2 separate regions of the Mus musculus genome follow, and region 1 is linked to region 2. A link is a contact called in ENCODE Hi-C or POLR2A ChIA-PET data. All regions are on one chromosome and are shown on one strand. The core of a region is the stretch at or near the end of the contact, and the rest is flanking DNA. Distances in the headings are between cores, read along the strand shown.

Region 1 (3,224 bases), core at 326-2,825, 140 kb after region 2:
AGAGAATATATTTAATGCTAAGATCAGGAATATTGTGTCATAATTCAAGACTGCGCTGGAGTCAACAAAGCATTTTCTAAACCTCTTAAAATCCTTCCTTTGACAAACCGAATTTTTCGCCAAAGACTCAGTTCTCTTAAGAACCACCACCTGCCAGTGGTGCATATTTTTCCTCAAGAAGGCATCTGCACTGCAGATCTCTCTGATCTGAGTCGAGCTTGCCAGTCAGCTCCCACCAGCAGGCAGACTTGTATACAAAAGAAACTAAAGGAGGCCGCCAGCGTCCCTCCTAGTCTTTTCACACACAAGAGAGAAGGGGGTTCAAGCAGCCCAGGCTTTGTCTGAATTCTTTCCCCTGCAGCAATCGTTCCCTTTTGTTATGCTGCTATTGAGAATAGGCCATCGAAAACAAGAAATCAAAACATGGTGATGGCTTGGCAAGACTGTATTTATTATCTTCTAGAATATAGCAACTGACTGCGTGTCCCCACCCCCACGATGCACCACCGGTGAAGAGCCGGCTGTGTTGCAGATGCAGCCAAGGATCCATCTTGGACTATCAGCAGCTCCCTCCCAAATCTTCCCATGCTATTCTCATCACGCCTCATCTACCTCAGAGTCTCAGAAAAAAAAAAAAAAAAAAAAAAAAATCTGGCATTCAGTTTAGCCAAAAACAGTAACAGAACTTCCTGATCCTTCTGGCGAACAAAAAAAAAAAAAAATTTTTTTTTGGAAGGCTATATCATCCATTTAAGATTGTGTCAACCGGTCTGCAAACCTGCAACGCCACCTTTTCCACCACTACCCCTCTCAAAATCCTAGCGACTTCATTTCTCCTACGTCCCACCTGTCACAATCCCCTGAGGCTCGCTAATCCTGCTCTAAGTCACCCCCACCCCCCGACCCACCCTAGGGCTCTCGGGCCTCCAGCACTCGATCCATTGGGTGCACATAGCCTTTCTCCGTTTTCACCCCACTGCGGTGCCCTCCCTTGCAGGGGGTCAGCGTCAACGCCCACTCTAGTTCACCACCCCGCCCCCAACCTGTTTTCTTCACACCCCGTTATTTCCTCACCTCGGTCCTTCGCTCCCCTCCCCCTTAGCCTGTTCCTCAAATGCCCGCCAAGAGACTAAAGCCGCCCACGGCCCAGACAGGTCGCTCGCCCCTTCCCGGAGACCCAGTAGCTCGCGCTCCCCAGGGACCAAGCCCCACGCGCGCCTCACCCGCACACGAGGAGCCGCAGCTCTTCGCCCCCAGGGCGGGGCAGGCTCCAGGGCTCCCGCCGCCGCCGCCGAGAGCTGACGGCTCGGCCCCGGAGGACGACGAGGAGACTGACGGGGACTGAGTGGCCGCTGACGACTCCGCCATGGCTGTACGAGCAAGGGCGGGAGAAGGGTGAAGAGAGACGTAGGGCGGGAGAGTGGGAGGGGACACAGAATAATCCAGCAGCTGGCTCTCCGAAGTTCCCGGCGACGCCTGTTCGGAAGACTGACTCCGACAGACTGACTGACTCAGCCGAGCTCCGCAGGGAGAGAAGGAGTGCGAGCGCGCATGCGCACAAAGAGCCTGGACGCGCGGGCGGCGGCCTCGGAGGCGCGCAGCGACGCAATGCGCAGGCGCAAGAACTGTCCCTCTGCGCTCCCGCAGGAAAGGACGCAGTGACTGGGCCCGCGGGTGGGGCAGGCCTCTCGGGGGTGAGGGGTAGGGGGTGGGGGAATGGGGGAAAGCCTGACGTAAGGGGCGTGGCTAAACTCTAGAACCGGCCCGCCACTGCAGCCCCTGCTACAGATTAACCGTGCCCAGTCTCCCCACCTTCCACTTGTTTATGTGAATGTTTTCTAGCTGGCAGATTATGTTTCTTTATGCCTTCATAAGCTACAAATTTTTTATTATAAATCCTAATTGATGTCTTTGCCTGATACGTACCAGCCTGTGACTCCAAAGAGTACAATATTTAAAGACCCCCCCTCTGTAATGTTCTTTTTGAATTATCTGGTCGTGTCGTAATATCGCCCCACCGAGGCAGGCATGGTACAGTCCCATGTTTGATAGGTGGAGAAAGATGCTAAACAGAATGAGAAACTATTACTCATTCCAATCACATTGCAATGCAGGCACAGAATCGGCTTCATATTTTTATCTTGTTTTTCTTCCCAAAGAGGCTTCAGGTTGTCTTTTCTCTGAGCTATGTTCTGAGCTACAAAAAACATACTTTGGAAAATAAAAAAGAAGCTGCCGAGGAAAGGAAAACCAGGAGAAAACGTCTTGGTTGGGACTGGGGGAATGGAGTGGACATGAAATGAGGTATTAAAAATGAGGCACAGATACTCATAATACTGAATTTTATTCATGTCCTAAGATGAGTCCCCCAAAAAATGACATTTGAAACTGGACATCAATTTATGTCAAATTTTGTTCTTTTTAAATTTTAAGTACATAATGATGATAAAGCTGTGGGATTTGATGTTGCTAAGTAGCAATCTATGACCCAAAGTGCAATTGCAGATTCAGCAAATTCTGTAAAGATGCTAACTCACAGAGGGAGCGCTAGGCAAGCAGGCTGCTGCAGATGGGGAACAAGCTGTGGACCGCATCTGTCCTAGACAGTTTTTTAAGGTCAAATAAAGCTCAGATAGCATCTTGGTTGTTGCAGTGTTCTGAAAACGATCCAGGATATTTCCCAAAATGACTCTGGAAAATATCTTACTCTGTCACTCAACGGCAGGCATCAATTGATAGTGCAGCAAACTGTCCCCCGATGCTGTTGAGTGCCAGAGAACGATGGCAAAGGGAACTGTATGCCAGTAATCAGGAATCCAATTACTTATTTTGGTGAATGCTTAAGTATTTTTTTCTTAAAGTCTATGTTAAAGTCAGGCATGCTGGATAGTTCTATGTTACCTTGAAATCTGAAAAGAGGGAACCTTGATTAAGAAAATGACTCCAGCCAGGCAGTGGTGGCACACACCTTTAATCCCAGCACTTGGGAGGTAGAGGCAGGTGGATTTCTGAGTTCAAGACCATCCTGGTCTACAGAGTGAGTTCCAGGACAGCCAGGGCTACAACAGAGAAACCCTGTCTCTGGAAAAAAAAAAAAAAAAATGACTCCAGGGCTGGTGAGATGGCTCAGTGGTTAAGAGCACTGACTGCTCTTCCAGAGGTCCTGAGTTCAAATCCCAGCAACCACATGGTGGCTCACAACCATCTGTACTGGGATCTGATGT
Region 2 (3,314 bases), core at 94-2,593:
TGGGAGCTCCTGCCGAAAAGAAGGGAAAGTGATGAGCAAGGAGTAGGCGAACGATTTGGAAAGGTGACGAGGGTGGAGCTGGTGGGTTGCAAGCAACAGGGAGAGCCCAATTTGGAACGGGAAAGGAGGATAGAAAAAGCTGGGGAAGTGAAAGGGGAAAGGGACCGAGAACACACTCCCGAGACACGGACTCTTGAGGGAGAAAACCGAGGATTGTGAGAGCCGGTGCGGGTAGAGAGGGTACAAAGCTAGAGAGATGCAGAAAGAGGTGGGCAACAATCCGCGGCAAATCGCGGGGTATTATTCGAGGAGCAGGAAGGTGGCTGCTTTAAGCGTGGGTGGAGGAAGACCAGAAAGGCCCCTGAGAGAAAAGGGAAGAGAGGGGGAAGCTGGGGAGATAGCACGGAAGAGCGCAGGAGGGCGGTGAGAGGCGAGGGGCGTTTGGCAGAAATACAAGTGTGCAGTTCAGTCAGGACGACGTGGGTCCCAGGTCAGGATTCGGAAGAGGGATGTGAAGGGCTGGAACCCAGGGCCAGATGACAGCCTAGGCTTGTAGAAGAAAGCAGGAGCACGAGGAGAACTGAGGGAGGGAGCCTCCGTAAGGTGCAGGGGCCCAGTCACAGAATTAGGGGAGCCCTGAGGGCTCCTTACCTGCTCCGTGTCCCTTTCGTTCAGCGTGGGTAGGGGGGTCCGAGCGCTGGACATGGCGCCGGTATCTCAGGGGAGGGAATGGAGAAGCTTGGAGGAAGATAGGGAAGGGAAGGCTAGGAGCCCGGCCGGGCGGGGCTTCTCACAGCAGGAGCACCCGCTGCATGGGCCCCGGCCGGGGGTGCGGGGAGGCCGGGCGATGGCTCACGCCAGCCCGGTGATGCACCGCTCGGGCTAGGCCTCGCCGGCTCCGAGCGGCTCCGGACCGCACCCCCCCCCCCGACCCCCGGCTGGGTTGTGCCGCCTTTCGGCCCGGCCGCGCCGCTCCGCCTACTCTCAACCGCCGCAGCCGGCCGCCTGCCTCGCTCCTCCCCTGCCCTCAGCCGCACTGCTCCGCGCCCGACACACAGGCAGCCGCCGCCGGACCTGCTGCTCCCAACATGGCCGCCACCACCGCCAGCCCTCGGCTCTTTCCGCCGGCAAGAGCCGGAAACATCCGAAACAACTAGGAACGGGAGGGGGAAGAGCCTTTTCCTCTCGGCCCAGACGATGGGTGAATTCCGGAAACTACCGAAGAAGGTAATCCCCGGGGACGCGCGCACCTCCTAGATTCCGAAGACCGAGGTTCGGCTCTGTTTACGGAAATCCACGAAGAGACTCCCCGCACCTCCAGAGCCAACCAGCAGCCACGCCTACCGGCCTTTCTCCGCCCACTTGGAGCAAGCTTTCGGCAGTTTCCGGAAACAGCCGAAGAGGCTCCGCGTGTGCTAAACCGGCCACGCCCCCGTTCCGTCGCTCGGCCGAGAGCGGTAGTCAGCCATTTCCGGCAACACCCGAGAGCTGCCGAGGCTAAGAATCTATCTCTTCGTTTCTTTCCGTCAGTTTTCGGTTATTTTCAAACCTTGAACAGGCGTGGGTCACCTGTACCTGTTGTTTGACTTAGAAAATACCGCTATTAGCTGTTCCTACAACTGATGTCCTTTGAGCCTAACGCCAACTTCCCATCCGCATGTTTAGCTCATAAAACCCACTTTATCGCTCAACCTTGCTATCAACGTGTGAGTCAACTGCCAAGTGTAGTGTCATCCTATTGCCTGTCTCCTGCTTTGCACACCCGCCCATCTTGCGACTATCTTGGCTTCTAGAAGTCTATGTCAGCCTTATATTGAGTCAGTCCCCTCATTCCTCTGTAAAGCCTGGGACAGACACCAGGTCGGACAGGCACTGGGTCAGCGTCCTTGAAACTTAACACACCTTTAAGGTACAGTATTTTTTTCAGTATTGAGAAAAATGCTTGCGTGATCTTGGCATGGAATCACATAACAAAGGCCAGCAAAATAACTCAGTTTGATCCATGGGGATCCACATAGTGAAAGGGGAGAACCAAGTCTAAAACATTGTTCCATGAGCATGCTACCCTATACACTAAATAAAAATGTAATTATATATGTATATATGTGTGTGTGTATAATATATATACATATGTATGTATATGTATATATATAAAATGAGTTGGAGAGATGGTTCAGAAGTCAAGAGGAAGGACTGGTTGCTCTCCCAGAGGACTGAGGTTTAGTACCCAGCACCCATATGGTGGTTAACAACTGTCTAACTAGTTCTAGGTGGTTTGACACCTTCTGGCTTCCACTAGGTTGCACAGACGTACATACAGGCTAAACACTCATATACACAAAAGTTAAATAGATAAATACTACAACATAGGTCAGAATGCTGGCTCATTCAGAGCCTGTACTATTTTCCAGAGAATCTGGTCAGGTCCCAGCATCCACATCAGATGGCTCCCTACCCCTTGTAACTTCAATTCCAGGGGAAATGATGCCCTCTGGCCTCTACCAGCACCCGCATGCCAGTGATACACATAAACCCATAAAAGCACAAACATAGGCACATACAAATAAATATTTCTTTAAATTACACATAACATTTCCTTTCTGCTGTTAGTTTCGATTCTATGACACAGTTTCCCACTGTAGACCAGACTGACCAAGAACTCCTGGAGCTGCCTCTGCTTCCCAAGGGCTGGGATTAAAGGTGTGCACCAACCACCCTGTCCATCCAAGTTTTTGTTGTTCTTTTGTTTTTGCTTTTTTTGGAAACAGGGTATTAAGTAGCCCAGGCTGGCCATGATATGTAACCAAGGATGGTTGAACTACTGATCCCCGGCCTTCATTTCCTCACCACTTTGATTGCAAGTGTGCACTGCCATGCCCAGCCCTAAATGACTTTTAAAATATTCTACAATGTTTAAGTCTGGAGAGACCATCTCTTTTTTTTTTTTTTGGTTTTTTGAAACAGGGTTTCTCTGTGTAGCCCTGGCTGTCCTAGAGCTCACTTTGTAGACCAGGCTGGCCTTGAACTCAGAAATCCGCCTGCCTCTGCCCCCCAAGTGCTGGGATTAAAGGCGTGCGCCACTACGCCCGGCTTGGAGAGACCATTTCATTTTCATTTTCATTTTCATTTCAAATCTCCCTTCTAAGACAAACTCATGGCAAAAGAATAGGCACTTGTTGACGATAAGGATTCCTGGGGTTGTAGGATAGTGGGAGAGCTTTAACTCCCATGCCATGAAGGAGGCCCTGGGGTCAATCTCTAGAACGAAAAATAAAATAAAATAAAACAGACAACCAAAAAGGATTCCTCCAGCT

Evidence for each region. Hi-C counts contacts between places; a loop is a spot of excess contacts on that map. ChIA-PET counts read pairs that join two places held with the same protein, here RNA polymerase II (POLR2A).
Region 1: a loop to region 2 is called in a map of heart, with 6 times the contacts of the local background. The contact joins the promoter of Rtn3 here to the promoter of Mark2 in region 2. A Hi-C loop is called at or near these places in 1 of 37 maps with a recorded cell type or tissue (heart). POLR2A ChIA-PET finds 5 or more read pairs at or near these places in 1 of 5 experiments (embryonic stem cell).

What each region holds. Positions count from the first base shown.
Region 1 is chr19:7,481,716-7,484,939 of GRCm38, forward strand. It overlaps Rtn3 (reticulon 3), which reads right to left and starts at 1,576. Exons shown (of 9, transcript NM_001003934.2): 1 at 1,224-1,576. The coding sequence starts at 1,368.
Region 2 is chr19:7,340,517-7,343,830 of GRCm38, forward strand. Mark2 (MAP/microtubule affinity regulating kinase 2) reads right to left here and starts at 1,344. Exons shown (of 18, transcript NM_007928.3): 1 at 652-1,344. The coding sequence starts at 705.